3 separate regions of the Homo sapiens genome follow, and all the other regions are linked to region 1. Evidence: chromatin contacts called from ENCODE Hi-C or POLR2A ChIA-PET data. All regions are on one chromosome and are shown on one strand. The core of a region is the stretch at or near the end of the contact, and the rest is flanking DNA. Distances in the headings are between cores, read along the strand shown. Region 1 holds the start of MORC2-AS1 (MORC2 antisense RNA 1). Region 2 has its middle 21 kb from the start of PIK3IP1. Region 3 overlaps TCN2 (transcobalamin 2).

Region 1 (5,043 bases), core at 1,054-3,553:
GGTGTTTGATGTATACTTTTTCTGCTTTATAATTTTTTTTTTTTTAAAGACAGTTTCTCACTCTGTCACCCAGGCTAGAGTACAGTGGCACGATCATAGCTCATTGCAGCCTCCACCTCCCGGGCTCAAGCGATTCTCCCACCTCGGCCTCAGCACAAACCCAGCTAATTTTTGTATTTAATGTGGAGATGGCGTCTTGCTATGTTGCCCAGGCTGGTCTCCAACTCCTGGGCTCAAGCAATCTGCCCACCTTGGCCTCCCAAAGTGTTGGAATTACAGGCGTGAGCCACCGCTTCAGGCCTCCTTTACAAATATTTTATACAGCATTCTTTCATAGCTACTCAATGTCTAATTGAAAATAAAAACAGCAGCATAAAGGAGAAAACTCTATGTTTTTTTTTTTTTTATAGAAGGTGTAAAGGCATTTGACAAAATTCAGCCAGTTTCCAGGGGGCACAGCCCACGTTTCATTCTGTGTGACTGCTGCCCCCTGGCGCCCAACTCAGGCAGGACTGGCAACTACCGGTGAGTCCCAGCAGCCGCAAGACAAACTAAAGGAAACCCCAACATTTTAAAAGCCACTTGCCGAAACTCTCACCGCTCAACTCTCACATGCGGATTTCCACGCATATCAGAAACAGCCCGGGATCATTATTCAACATTGTTTCAGAGGTTCTAACTAAAGCAAACTGACAAAATAAATTGGTATACTGGCAAATTTGTATCTATAAAAAACAGGCTTATTAAAACTACCAGAATTCCTAAGACAGAAAGTGAATTATATTAAATCATTAGCTTTTCTACATATTAATAATCAATGAGTAATACAGATGGAAAAAAGTATTCCATCACAATAGACAAAAACCATAAAACACTTAGGAATAATTTTAACCAGAAAGTTATAGAACCCGTATAAAGAATTTATAAAATCTTATTGGAGGACCTAAAAGAAGTCTTGAGTAAATGGAAAGCCATTTTTTATCCTCTGGGGGAGGATTAATATCACAAAAATGTCAATGCTCCCAAAACTTCCATTTAAATTTAATGCAATTATAATTTAAATCCCAATGGAACACTTTCTTTTAGGCAGGGATGGGAACGAACTGGATAATGCGATTAAATATTTCATGTGAGAGAATACATTCTAAGACTGGAAAAGCATTTTTTAACAAGTGAGGGAGACTGATCTATTTAGATGCTGATGACGCCCAAAATTATAGTTTCAGCCAGAACCTCACCCCTCACATCAGACTCACTTGTGCAACTGACCACAGATGTCTCCACTGGCGTCTAAGCGGGATCTCAAACTCAACAGGTCCACACCTGTTGGCTCATTTAGTAAGAGGCTCATTTAATAAGTGGGGCTGGAATAAGTTAATTTCCACCTGGGGGCGGGAGACGCTTGACTCTTGCCTTACAGCTTATACTAAAATATATTCCATAAGGACTATAGGTTGTCTAGTAAAAAATAAATAATAAACATTGCAACAAAATGTAAGAGAATATCGGGGGAAGGGGAGAAGAGAGAAGGGGATTGATTTCCCTAAGCATGATAGGAATCCCCAAAACTTTAAAACATTTACCTTTCAACAAACACCATAAACCAAGCCAAGGACAAACGCATAGAAAACGGACTAATGTTAACTAAGTCCAAGAGGCTTCAGGCGCTTGGCCTCGGGTCAAAAGGGAGACATACAGGCTGGCTCTTCCGGGCAAGAGGAAAAACACGCAGCTTCCTTTCCAAGTGTTCTTCCTTTCAGAGATAAAAGCGCCGACCCTAAGGACATCTGTTCAACGAATGTTTTTCCCTAATGACCCCCGGAAAGTTGGAAAGCCGGGGTAGAAAAGATTTCTTCTGCACTTTGACTTAATTAATGCGCAGCAGCTTGCAGGAAAAAAAAAAAATCCTCGCTTCTCTGTTTCGGGTGTGAGTGGGCCATTGCTCTCCCTGTAAGGAGCTACTAGAGACGCTGAGGCAGGAGAATCGCTTGAACCCTGGAGGCGGAGGTTGCAGTGAGGCGAGATGGCGCCACTGCACTCCAGCCTGGGCGACAGAGCGAAACTGTCTCAAAAAAAAAAAAAAAAAAAAAGTAGGGGATTAGAGCTGGCCACGGCTTCCCCAGAAACCTGCAGTTACTGGAGTAGGAAGAGGCCTCGGAGAATCCCTGGAAGCATCTACCTAAAAGACGCGAGGAAACCCCCAAAGGCCACAGGCACCTGCACCAAACCCTGAGTGCCGCAGGAAGCTCGCGAGGCTTCCAAAGCGCATGCGCAGGTCACGGTACGGGCACGTGCGGCGCGCCAGCAAAACCACGCAGGCGTCTTGTCGCTTCCGCCTCGAGCGTGTGGCGGGATTGCGGAAGCCCTCCACAGTTCATAACCGTTGGCTGGTTATGAACCGTTCATAACGGGCGTTAATAACCATACCCTGTTAGACTAAGCATGGTCCACCCGCGAATCCTCTACAGAGATGGCCAAGCGCTGGGGTCGTGGCTGCGTCCTCTAGGCCAGGTGAGAATTTACAACCCACCCTCGGCCACTGTTGTGCTGTGGCCGCTGATGATTAAGCATGAGGAACTCAGAAACTCTGAACCTTCTGACAAACGGGTTCTCCCCTGCCCACCGCGGTGCCCCAAACCCAGCAGGACAGATTGGTTTACATGGTGGGGCATTGGGGAGGACCCAGAGCTTTCAATAAGGGAAGAAATGATGTGGGGAGGGACAGTAAATCAAAGTAGGGGATTAGGCCGGGCGCTGTGGCTCACGTCTGTAATCCCAGCCCTTTGGGAGGCTGAGGCAGATGGATCTCTCGAGACTGGGAGTTCTAGACCAGCCTGGCCAACATGGCGAAACCCCATCTCTACTAAAAATACGAAAATTAGCCGGGCGTGGTGGCGCGCGCCTGTAATTCCAGCTACTAGAGAGGCTGAGGCAGGAGAATCGCTTGAACCCTGGAGGCAGAGGTTGCAATGAGGCAAGATGGCGCCACTGCACTCCAGCCTGGGCTACAGAGCGAGACTGTCTCAAAAAAAAAAAAAAAAAAAAGTAGGGGATTAGAGCTGGCCACAGCTTCCCCAGTAACCTGCAGTTACTGGAGCAGGAAGGGGCCTCGGAGAATCCCTGGAAGCATCTCAACAGAATCCAGAGGGGACAAGAAAAGAGGAGGGATACGTCTGTCGCATCCTTCCCTTCTCATTGATCCAAGTTTGCACTAGTGGTGTGAGCCCTCCTTATCTTCCAGGCCTTGGTGGGCAGCTGTTGACATGTCCAGAACCCCAGGAAGTGCTGAAGGTACCTGCAGTTCAGGCCCCATGGAAGCCCAGACCTCCTTCACCCTTCGGGGACACTGAAATTGGCCAAATGTTTAGGCCATGAGGATGGCTGCTGAGTAAGCCCATAATCCCTACATCGGACACAAGTAAGCAGGTGAAGGCCTACAGGTAGCAGGTAGGGGCCAGTGAATCTTGGAAGCAAAGATTTGGGGGTCAAGAACAGCAGGGAGCTCTGGGCCCCCATCCTAGCTTCAACCAGAGCAGCTCCAGGACTCCTGGCTTTCCATATGGGCTTCTGGATAAATTTTAGGTACTCCTGAGGCTGAATAAGCTGGAAAGCCTCTGCCATCACCCAACTCCGTTATTTTAGAGGAGGAACAGGAGCCAAAATGGGCAGTGACTTGTCTGAGGCCTTGCCAGCTTGAAGAAGGAAATGTCCGCTGAACCCAACAGTGGCCCTGGTAAGGCCTGGTGCATTGCAAGTTACCGGATGAAAATGGTGACTGGCCGGGTGCAGTGGCTCATGCCTGTAATCCCAGCCAAGGCGGGCAAATCACTTGAGATCAGGAGTTTGAGACCAGCCTGGCCAACATGGTGAAACCCTGTCTTTACCAAAAAATACAAAAATTAGCTGGGCATGGTGGCACGCACCTGTAGTCCCAGCTACTTGGGAGGCTGAGAGGGGAGAATCGCTGGAACCCAGGAGGTGAAGGTTGCAATGAGCCGAGACTGTGCCACTGCACTCCAGCCTGGGTGACAGAGCAAGAGTCCGTCACAAAACAAACAAAAACAGAAACAACCCCAAATGTCCGTAAGTAGGAGACAATATATCCAACACATGAAATGCTCTGTGGTTCATGAGAATAAAGAAGACCCATATGGGTTATTCTGAAGCAGGTTCCACTACACTAAGCTGCACTAAGTAGTTTTAACAGGCAGAAATGGAACAGAGTGGAAGTGCGTGCACTTAGGAGGGATACTCTCCAGGGAGAATTCAGGGATTGGGTGGGAGAAGGGAGCCTTGCTTTTCATGGTCCAGCCTTTTAGACGGTTTTAATGTTTACCATGTGCATGTTTCACTTAAAAACCAAACACCCTAGGTGAGGCATGGTGGCTCACACTGTAATCCCAGCACTCTGGGAGGCCGAGGCAGGTGGATCACTTGAGCTCAGGAGTTTGAGACCATCCTAAGCAACATGACGAAACTCTACCAAAAATACAAAAAAAATTCGCCAGGCATGATGGTGTGTGCCTGTGGTTCCAGCTACCTGGGAGGCTAAGGTGGGAGATCACTTGAGCCTGGAAGGCAGATGTATCAGTGAGCCAAGATCGTGCCACTGCACTCCAGCCTAGGTGACCAGGGCGAGACCCCCATCTCAAACAAAACACCCTAGAGTCCCCACCCCTCTCGTTCTTTAAACACCAGCATTGCTGCCCTTCACTTTCTTGCAGCCTTGTGCAAAGGACCTTCTCACCACAGATCAGCCAGACCATCTTCCTCCTTCCAAGTCATCAAAGAGTTCCAAGCTGGTCACCTGTCCCTTGATGTTCCCAGGAAACCAGGAAAGAGGACCCCTGCATTTTATCTTCCCATCCAGAGTGGCAGGATCTCTGCCTGGGAAACAGGCTTCATTCAGCACAGCTGTGGTAGCATTAACAAAGCAAAGTGGGCACATGTAGAAGTTGAAGCTAAAACATTCAAGAACTCCAGTCTGTTTCTGTGGATGTTAAGGGGGTGAAGATAAAACAATGGAGGTGATGAGGAGGAATA
Region 2 (5,043 bases), core at 1,888-4,387, 390 kb after region 1:
CAGTCTGGTCACCTCTGCATCCCAAAGTGCTGGGATTACAGGCTTGAGCCACTGCACTCAGCCTTTCCGTCCTTTTTTTTTTTTTTTTTTTTTTTGAGAGGGAGTCTCACTCTGTCGCCCAGGATGGAGTGCAGTGGTGCGATCTCGGCTTACTGCAAGCTCCGCCTCCCGGGGAGGTTCAAGCGATTCTCATGCCTCAGCCTCCCGAGTAGCAGGGACTACAGGTGCCCGCCACCACGCCTGGCTAATTTTTTTTGTATTTTTAGTAGAGACGGGGTTTCACCGTGTTAGCCAGGATGATCTCCATCTCCTGACCTTGTGATCCACCCACCTCGGCCTCTCAAAGTGCTGGGATTACAGGCATGAGCCACTGTGCCTGGCCCTTTCCTTCCTTTTAAAGCTAATAATATGTCATTGTATACCATCTTTTGTTTATCCATTCACCCACTGATGGACACTTGGGTTGTTTCTACCTTTTGGCTATTGTGAATAATGTTGCTGTGAATATGGGTAGACAAATACCTCTTTGAGACCCTGTTTTCAATTCCTTTGAGTATATACCAGAACTAGAATGGCTGGATCATATGATAATTTGAATTTTAATTTTTTTAGAAACCACCATACCATTTTCCAGTAGTGGTACTATTTTACATTGCTACCAACAGTGCATAAAGGTTCCAATTTCTCCACATCCTCACCAACTCTTATGTTTTGATAATAGCCATCCTAATGGGTGTGTAGAAGTACAGTGAATATATATTTTAAAGAACCTTGAGTCATAACCCAACTCATATTTTCTGTACAGACCTTTTAAATAATTATAACATATTTGATGTGCATTCAATAAATTTTTATTGAATCCTGGCTACATTCCAGGATTCAAATATGAAATAGGCACAGTCCCTGCCCTCATGAATAACATAGATAAGGAGCCCCTATGAAATAACTTATAGCCATTGTACCCCTATCTAAAGGATCAGGACCATAAGCTCTAGCAACATATCTGAGAGAAGGGGACGGGAGAGAAAACATCCACAGCTTTGGTGTGTTCTGAACTCTTTAGGAATTTTGCATGGGCAAATCTGCTCAGTTTTCTCCCATAGCAAATAGGGTGTCCTGTGTGAAACTTGGCTACAGTGGTTATTGACTAAGTTGTTGAGAAAGAGATATATATTAGCTTTCCCTATGGAAATTTAAAAACATGCACAAAAGTAAAGAAAGTAATATAATAAATCACCAAATACCTGTCACCCAGTTTGTGGAATCATCAACACATACCCAGTCTTCTTTCATACCCACCCCCACTCACTCCCTCTTACCACTAGATTATTTTGAAACAAAGTCAGTATATTATTCAAGTTTTCATTTTCTACTTGTTCTTGATGCTGTTTCGCTTAGATACTGGGGTGTGTGCTCTAATTTTGACTTCTTTTAGCAGTCTTATTGTGTACAGTATTCTTTCTCTGAGAGAGAGTTTTGTTTTGTTTTGTTTTGTTTGTATTGATAGAATCACAGTGTTTTCCAGCCTTAAACTCTCTTTTGTCTCTCCCATTTCAGAGTCCCATGAACCTGCCACACATTTTCACTTTACTCAAGTCAAAGTGACTTGGACCTCCACTCACCAGCTCTCTTAGTTCATCTCTATAATGTATGAAGTTAGGGACTTTAGCAGTCTTCTTAATTATTCTACATACAGTGTCTAACCTGGTGCATAGTAGGTACTTAATAAATAGTTGTTGATGCCAAGGCAGATGGATCACGAGGTCAGGAGTTCAAGACTAGCCTGGCCAAGATGGTGAAACCCCATCTCTACTAAAAATACAAAAATCAGGCCAGGTGCGGTGGCTCACGCCTGTAATCCCAGCACTTTGGGAGGCCGAGGCGGGTGGATCACAAGGTCAGGAGATCGAGACCGTCCCGGCTAACACAGTGAAACCCCGTCTCTACTAAAAAATACAAAAAATTAGCTGGGCGTGGTGGTGGGCGCCTGTGGTCCCAGCTGCTTGGGAGGCTGAGGCAGGAGAATGGCGTGAACCCGGGGGGCAGAGCTTGCAGTGAGCCGAGATTGCGCCCCTGCACTCCAGCCTGGGTGACAGAGTGAGACTCCATCTCAAAAAAAAAAAAAAAAAAAATTAGCCAGGCGTGGTGGTAGGCCCCTGTAAATCCCAGCTACTCAGGAGACTGAGGCAGAGAATTGCTTGAACCTGGGAGGCGGAGGTTGCAGTGTGCCAAGATCGCACCACTACACCCCAGCCTGGGTGAGAGAGCGAGACTCTGTCTCAAAAAAAAAAAAAAAAAAGTTGTTGATGACTAAATGGATGAACTCCATTTGGGTTTCCGCTCATCTGAACCTCAGAATCAGCAGTTGTTTTAACAATACACTTGGTTCTCTCTAGATAGGTAGGTAGGTAGGTAGGTAGGTAGGTAGGTTGGTTCTCTCTAGATAGGTAGGTAGGTAGGTAGGTAGGTAGGTTGGTTCTCTCTAGATAGGTAGGTAGGTAGGTAGGTAGATAGATAGATACAGATACAGATACAGATGCAGATATAGATACAGATACAGATGCAGATATAGATATAGATTTTTTTTGAGACAAGGTCTTGCTCTGTCACCCAGGCTGGAGTGCAGTGGTGTGACTTCGGCTCACTGCAACCTCCACCTCCAGGGTTCAAGTGGTTTTTGTACCTCAGCCTCTGGAGTAGCTGGGTCTACAGGCGCATACCACCATGCTTGGCTAATTTTTGTATTTTTTGTAGAGACAGGGTTTCACTGTGTTGCCCAGGCGGGTCTCAAACTCCTGGCCTCAAGTGATCTGCCCAACTTGGCCTCCCAAAGTGCTGAGATTAAAAGTGTGAGCCACCACACCCAGCCGGTTCTCTGTAACTTAAATGAGGAGAAAATTACCTGGGCCTTGAGAAACAACTTTTATCCTGGACCTCTTTTGTCTAGCTGAAAAATCTAAATTTTTCTGGCTCCCCCTGCTGGTCGCTCCTGGGCAGTTGCGTACAAGTGCCCTGATAGGATTGGAGCCAGAGCCAAGTTTGGGAAGGGAAAACAAAGCATTGTTGGTAGAGTGCCCTGACCAGTCCAGGCAGGTTTGAGGAGGAGGAAAGCAGCTTGTTGAAAACAGTTCTGGGAAGTGCAGCTTTCTGTGTAAAGGGCAAGGAAGGTGGCCCACTGCCAGCCAAAATCAGGAGAGCAGGGATTGGGGCTACAGCTTCCTGGTCTGCAGCACTGTAGACCATGAGAATCGTGACCACACGAGCCCATAAGTGAGCTGGTCATTATGTGAGGATCAGACCCTATCTTGAGAATGGAGATGGGCTCCTTTTCTAAGACAAAGCAGTCTGGGGTCAGACATAGTCACCATGCAGGCATAGTACCTACAGTGTTTGTTTTATTTTGGTAAGAATGGTGGTGAATGTAGATGGGAGCATCCCCAGAGTTCACAGTCCTGCGTTGGCTACATGACCGTACTATCTCCCAGTTCTTAAGACCATTAACAACTCTGTGGAGCTCTGGGTGGAGCTTCTGCCAGGGCCTTCCTTCTCCACCCTCTGTAAAAACAATAAATTCCCCACACCTCTCATACCAGTCAGAATGGCTATTATTAAGAAGTCAAAAAATAACAGATGCTGGTGAGGTTGTAGAGAAAAAAGAACACTTTTACACTGTTGGTGGGAGTGTAAATTAGTTCAACCATTGTGGAAGACAGTGTGGCGATTCCTCAAAGACCTAGAAGCAGAAATACCATTTGACCCAGCAATGCCATTACTGAGTATATATCCAAAAGAATAGAAATCATTCTATTATAAAGATACATGCATACATGTATCTTTCATTTCATTGCAGCACTATTCACAGTAGCAAAGACATGGAACCAACCTAAATTCCCATCAGTGATAGACTTGATAAAGAAAATGTGGTACATATACATCATGGAATACTATGCAGTCATAAAAAGGAATGAGATCATGTCCTTTGCAGGGACATTGATGGAGCTGGAAGCCATTATCCTCAGCAAATTAATGCAAGAACAGAAAAACAAACACTACATGTTCTCACTTATAAGTGGCAACTGAATGATGAGAACACATGGACACACAGAGGGGAACAACACACACTGGGGCCTGTTGGACGGTGTGGCGGGGGAGGAAGGAGAGCATCAGGAAGAACAGCTAATGGATGCTGGGCTTAATACCTACGTGATGGGATAATCTGTGCAGCAAACCACCATGGCACACGTTTTTCTATGTAATCCTGCATATGTACCCCTGAACTTAAAAGTTGGAAAAAAAAAAAAGAAAAAAGAATTCCTCACACCTACCTACCCTCTAGATCACATTTCTCAGTTGTTTATATTTACTTGTCCTTTCCACAAAACTTCCCAGAAAGTGGACTGTGGCCAAATGAATCTCTCCAGACTCCAGCCAGCTGAGGGCATCAGGAAAAGGGTTAATGATGTCAAGACACCAAGGGCAGATCCCCTCCTCTTCTCTCCAATCCCAAGCCCCAAGCACCAGCATAATTCCACTTAAAGTTGAACGTAGAAAATGGGCATTTGTTTTACTTCAGAACAAAGGGGTAAGCACGTGACTTTCCCCAATACACAAGGAAGGGAAATGAATCCAGAAGAACCCCAGGGCATGAATATTACCATTAGACTTAGGTAAGTATAGCTGTGAAATGGTCATGGTAAAGAAATGTTTGGGGTAGGCACAGCAGCTCATGCCTGTAATCCCAGCATTATGGAAGGCCAAGGCAGGAGGATTGCTTGAGCCCAGGAGTTCAAGACCAGCCTAGGAAACATAGTGAGACCTCATCTCTACAAAAGTTTTTTTTTTAATTAGTCAAGTATGGTGGCACATGCCTATAGTCCCAGCTACTTGGGAGGCTGAGGTGGGAAGATCACTTGAGCCCAGGAGATGGTGATGGCAGTGAGCCATGATCACACCAGTACACTCCAGCCTGGGCAACAGGGCAAGACCCTGTCTCCAAAAAAAAAAGTCCAATGCCCACTCATGATAAAACTCTCAGTAAACTTC
Region 3 (5,043 bases), core at 335-2,834, 310 kb before region 1:
CCCTTGGGGTCTGGGGAATCTTGAACTGGGGTTTGGGGTGCAAATATCTGCACTGAGTCACTTAATTGCACCCAGCCTCATTCCTTTATCTGTAAAGTGGGCTAAGAATGCTCCCCTGCCTTCCTCCTCGGTGTAGTACAAGGAAGGATCCCATGACACCTGCTCTCCCAGTTTAAAGCTCTATATGTATGTTGTGAAATTGACAGGGATCGCTGCACAAACGCTAATGCAAAGTGGGCTCCTGTGCTTCCTTTTCTCTTTCTTCTTCTTTTTTTTTTTTTTAATTTTCTTCTAGAGATGAGGTCTCACTATATTGCCCAGGGTTGGTTTCAAACTCCTAGGGTCAAGCGATCCTCCCACCTTGGCCTCCCAAACTGCTGGTATTACAGGCGTGAGCCACTCTGTCTGGCTCCTGTGCTTGTGAATGTCAACAGCAATCAGCCCTTAGCTGGCAGGGCTGGGTTGGTAGGGCGAGAGCTCACCCAAGGCTGCTTTTATTACCCTGCGTGAATCTGCCTGGCCCCTTCCTTCTAAGGAGGTTGCTCTGTGGTTGTCAGTCTCTCCCTTTACAGCTGGATCCTGATCTTTCAGTTTCTAACCCTGTGCTGACTCATCGTGCTGGAAGTGAGAGCCCGGGGTGAGGTCAGGGAACTCCCTTGCGCGTTTCAAGAAAAGGGAAAAGGAAAGAGAGGTGAGGAGGGGGGCAGATGACCAGAGAGACACAGGCTGAGAGAGACTGAGACAGACCCAGAGAGCCTCACACATTGAGTGACAGAGACGGAGAAATGGAGATAGGCACCAAAAAATGGTTCTCAGTGACAGAAAGGGAAAAAAGCAACCCCCCAGTCTCTCTTAACATCTGGTGAGAAACCAGCCATGTGCTTTGGTCTGGGCCCACACAGCAAAGGATTATGTAGGGTTTCATGCTGGTGGATGGTCACCTTATAGCAACAGGTATCTGGGGCTGTCGGGAAAACAGACACGAGGTTGTGGGACCCAGACCCACAGAGATGGAGCTGTTCTAGGAGCTCTGGTCCTCGTTCTGGTCCCCTGGGATATGGCACAGTGAAGGCCACCATCAGGCAGCTGGAGCCCAGCAGCAACTGGGAGGCAGTAAACAGGGACCGAAAGTGCAAGGTTACCTCCGAGGCAAACTACTCTAAGCTACCCTGTGCTGAGCTCAAGTCCCTTGGAACTATCCCTAAGGCTTCCGCTTCCAGAGTGTTTGAGTATTTTCGTTGCACAGCTTCGAATAAATCCCACAGCAACAGGTAAACGGCTGCAAGCTGTGACTGTTTTCTAAGAGCTCATCTCACAATCTCAGGTCCTCTTCATTTAAACAGAGATGGCAGGAAAGGCGTTATTTTGAGATCTGCATGGAGGAAGTTCACCAGGCAGCCTCAATTCACCAGCTGGAAGTTTGCGTTGTTTGGAAATTTGATGTGTAACACGTTCTGCATGTGGGCTGATGTTTTTGTAAACGGGTAGCACACACATTCAGCAGGGCACCAAAGAGCGGGGGCTTTGCAGTTAGGTCCATCCTTGGCTCTGCAGCCTTGTGTAAGACATGACACGACTTTGAACTTCTGTTTCCTCTTCTGTGCAAAGCAATGATGACAGTATCTACATCACAGGACTGGCATGAGGACCAAGTGAGATTGGGCAAGGTGCCCGGGCACACCAGTCTCACTGTCACTGCTGATGGGCAGAGTGGTTGCCTGGCAGTAGCATCCTCTATCTTCAGCCCACCACCTCTCTTGCTGGCTCACTCCAACTGCTCTTTAGAGATACACGCTTCCCCTCTTTTCTCCTCCCACTGCCTTTCAGTATGGCTGCATTTCCCCCTGCAAGTTGGTGTGTGCTGGGTGGAGGTGGGGGTGAGGACATGTATTCTCTGGAGAAGGCCCTGGTAACGTCAAAGCACTTCTTTGCTGGTGGCCTGGCCCTGTGACCTCATTTGTACCATTTTCTTTTCTAAGAAATACCAGAGATGGACAGCCATCTGGTAGAGAAGTTGGGCCAGCACCTCTTACCTTGGATGGACCGGCTTTCCCTGGAGCACTTGAACCCCAGCATCTATGTGGGCCTACGCCTCTCCAGTCTGCAGGCTGGGACCAAGGAAGACCTCTACCTGCACAGCCTCAAGCTTGGTTACCAGCAGTGCCTCCTAGGGTATTGCCACACTCTCTTTTTCCATGTCTTGCTCCACATACTAAGAGATGGGAAACTTGGGTACTAGTTTGGGCCTGTCACCACTTTGTGGGCAGACCTTAGGCAAATTTTCTCCATCTATAGAATGGAGGACCTTTGTCCATCTATAGAATGAAGGGGTTGGTTGGATTAGATCAGAGATGCTAATGCAAGGCTCCTTTTGCTACTACTGTCCATCATGTGTCTGAGGCAGACATAACTAATCCGTGACTATACTCTTTGATGATGAGCCCAGGAGCAGCATCTGACTCTATGCTCCCTTAGTGTGCCTGAGGCAGATATCACTAATCGATGACTGCAGTCTTCTACATTGAGCTTAGAAGCAGCATCTGACTCTGTATGCTCCCCTCCCATGCATGAGGCAGACATCAGTAATCCATGACCGCATTCTTTCATACTGAGCCCAGAAGCAGCATCTTTTCTTTTCTTTCCTCTCACTCTGTTGCCCAGGCTAGAGTGCAGTGGCACAATCTTGGCTTGCCCCAACCTCCAATTCCCGGGTTCAAGTGATTCTCGTGCCTCAGCCACCTGAATAGCTGGGATTACAGGCGTGTGCCACCATGCCCAGCTGATTTTTGTATTTTTGGTAGAGATAGGGTTTCACCATGTTGGCCAGGCTGGTCTTGAACTCCTGACCTCAGGTGATCCGCCTGTCTTGGCTTCCCAAAGTGTTGGGATTATAGGCATGAGCCACTGCACCAATCCAAAAGCAGCATCTTTGTGCTCCCTTTTCAAGAGGCATCACAGAGAGGCCTGTTTTGGGGTTTGAATGAGAGGCGAAGAATCAGCCATGGAGTGCCTCTTTCTCAGACTCCCTCTTGAGAAGTGGATGCAGGGGTGGAGAGAAAAGAAGACTAGGCATAGTGGCTCATACCTGTAATCCCAACATTTTGGGAGGCTGAGGCAGGAAGATTGCTTGAGCTCAGGAGTTTGAGACCAGCCTAGGCAACATAGTGAGACCACATCTCTTAAAAAAAAGAAAAAGAAAAAAAATGAGCCAGGTGTAGTGACTCATGCCTGTGGTCCCCACTTCTCCGGAGGCAAAGGTGGGAGGATCTTTTGAGGCTGAGAAATCGAGGCTACAGTGAGCCATGGTGGCACCACTGCACTCCAGCCTGGGAGACAGAGAGACCCTATCTCAGTAAAAAAAAAAAATAAAAATATGGCTGGGTGTGGTGGCTCACGCCTGTAATCCCAGCACTTTGGGAGGCCAAGGTAGGTAGATCACATGAGGTTAGGAGTTCGAAACCAGTCTGGCCAACATAGTGAAACCCTGTCTCTACTGAAAATACAAAAAATTAGCCAAGGGTGGTGGTGGGCAACTGTAATCCCAGCTACTTGGGAGGCCGAGGCAGAAGAATCGCTTGAACTCGGGAGGCGGAGGTTGCAGTGAGCTGAGAACATGCCACTGCACTCCAGCCTGGGCAACAAGAGCGAAACTCTGTCTCAAAGAAAATAAATAAATAAAATAAAAAAATAAAAAAGGAGGGGGCATATGGGTGAAGTATGGACAAAATAGTGGGGCAGGCACAGATGATCTGGACACAGGAGCCCTTGGAGTTTATTCTTGAATCTAACTGTTCATCTTTATTAAATATTTGTGGCATACACCTCACAACAACATAGCCAACACACCTCCTTTTGGAGCTTTTATCAAAGTTTCCCACTGTTAAGATTTTTTCCCGCTTTGTGATGCGGGTGGGGTGGGTGCTGTAAGCAGGCTTACGGGGTGGCAGTTTCTCACAAAGGCATTAACTGGCCTTGTCCTAGGTCTGCCTTCAGCGAGGATGACGGTGACTGCCAGGGCAAGCCTTCCATGGGCCAGCTGGCCCTCTACCTGCTCGCTCTCAGAGCCAACTGTGAGTTTGTCAGGGGCCACAAGGGGGACAGGCTGGTCTCACAGCTCAAATGGTTCCTGGAGGATGAGAAGAGAGCCATTGGTGAGCAGACACCATCCGCTGGGGGTGGGGAGCAGCTGGGAGGGCTCATCAGATGATATTCTCCAATGAGAATCAGAACTTTGGGTTTTCTCCCCAGGCGTCTTTCCCACCATCCATTCTGCCCATCTCACTGCCTACGTAGAGGCTCGAACCTGTCCCCATAGCCATCCTTGACCCAGCTTTTCCCGCGCTGCACACATACTATTGACAGGTGTGTTTCGTGGTTTTTTGTTTTTTGTTTGTTTGTTTGTTTTGAGTTGGAGGTTTGCTCTTGCTGCCCAGGCTGGAGTACAATGGCGCAATCTCAGCTCACCGCAATCTCTGCCTCCTGGGTTCAAGCAATTCTCCTGCCTCAGCCTCCTGAGTAGCTGGGATTACAGGCATGCGCCACCACACCCAGCTAATTTTGTATTTTTAGTAGACGTGGGGTTTCTCCATGTTGGTCAGGCTGGTCTCGAACTCCTGACCTCAGGTGATCCGCTTGCCTTAGCCTCCGAAAGTGCTGGGATTACAGGCATGAGCCACTGCGTTAGGCCCACTGACAAGCCTTGTATTGGCTAGCCACCAAGATTGACTTGATTATCCACCTTCGGGACAACTGGACAGCCTGCTTATGACTTACGCCATAGTCTGTCTCTACTAGCTCTCCTGCCCTGACTTGACCCAGCATACAACAGCCAGAGCCAGCCTTTTCAATATAAACCTGATCTTGCTGGCACTGCTTAAACCCTGCAGGGGCCTCGCACTGCTCCATGGCCCAGCCTGTCTACCCTTACCTTCTGCCCAGGCTGTGCTCATCCATTCTCTGCCTCCCACACACCTGCCCTCTGTGGGCTCCAGCCATACCATCTCTCAACTCATAAGCCAGTTTTTTCATACAGGCTCCCTCCAT

Evidence for each region. Hi-C counts contacts between places; a loop is a spot of excess contacts on that map. ChIA-PET counts read pairs that join two places held with the same protein, here RNA polymerase II (POLR2A). Pooled maps may share reads with other maps.
Region 2: a loop to region 1 is called in a pooled map, with 2.0 times the contacts of the local background. The contact joins the enhancer-like site here to the promoter of MORC2-AS1 in region 1. A Hi-C loop is called at or near these places in 1 of 50 pooled maps. POLR2A ChIA-PET finds 5 or more read pairs at or near these places in 5 of 52 experiments (AG04450, GM12878, HEK293 and 2 more).
Region 3: a loop to region 1 is called in a map of breast epithelium, with 3 times the contacts of the local background. The contact joins the enhancer-like site here to the promoter of MORC2-AS1 in region 1. A Hi-C loop is called at or near these places in 5 of 168 maps with a recorded cell type or tissue (Right ventricle myocardium superior, breast epithelium, heart left ventricle and 2 more) and 8 of 50 pooled maps. POLR2A ChIA-PET finds 5 or more read pairs at or near these places in 3 of 52 experiments (BJ, HEK293 and activated CD4-positive, alpha-beta T cell).

The regions. Positions count from the first base shown.
Region 1 is chr22:30,920,005-30,925,047 of GRCh38, forward strand. It overlaps MORC2-AS1 (MORC2 antisense RNA 1), which reads left to right and starts at 2,304. Exons shown (of 2, transcript NR_026920.1): 1 at 2,304-2,511; 2 at 4,725-5,043. It overlaps LOC107985544 (a long non-coding RNA gene), which reads right to left and starts at 1,775. Exons shown (of 3, transcript NR_146603.1): 1 at 1,584-1,775.
Region 2 is chr22:31,310,479-31,315,521 of GRCh38, forward strand. No RefSeq gene overlaps it. Among named protein-coding and RNA genes, the nearest start is that of PIK3IP1, 21 kb to the left of the region's middle. Within about 2 kb of position 3,138, at least 17 of the 41 ENCODE cell types and tissues checked have a DNase peak (open chromatin) inside an H3K27ac peak, as active enhancers do.
Region 3 is chr22:30,608,892-30,613,934 of GRCh38, forward strand. It overlaps TCN2 (transcobalamin 2), which reads left to right. Exons shown (of 9, transcript NM_000355.4): 2 at 1,980-2,172; 3 at 3,982-4,151. Among named protein-coding and RNA genes, the nearest start is that of TCN2, 4.2 kb to the left of the region's middle. RefSeq lists enhancers at 431-725, 500-779. Within about 2 kb of position 1,585, at least 3 of the 41 ENCODE cell types and tissues checked have a DNase peak (open chromatin) inside an H3K27ac peak, as active enhancers do; they include right lobe of liver, where a contact is called at or near this core.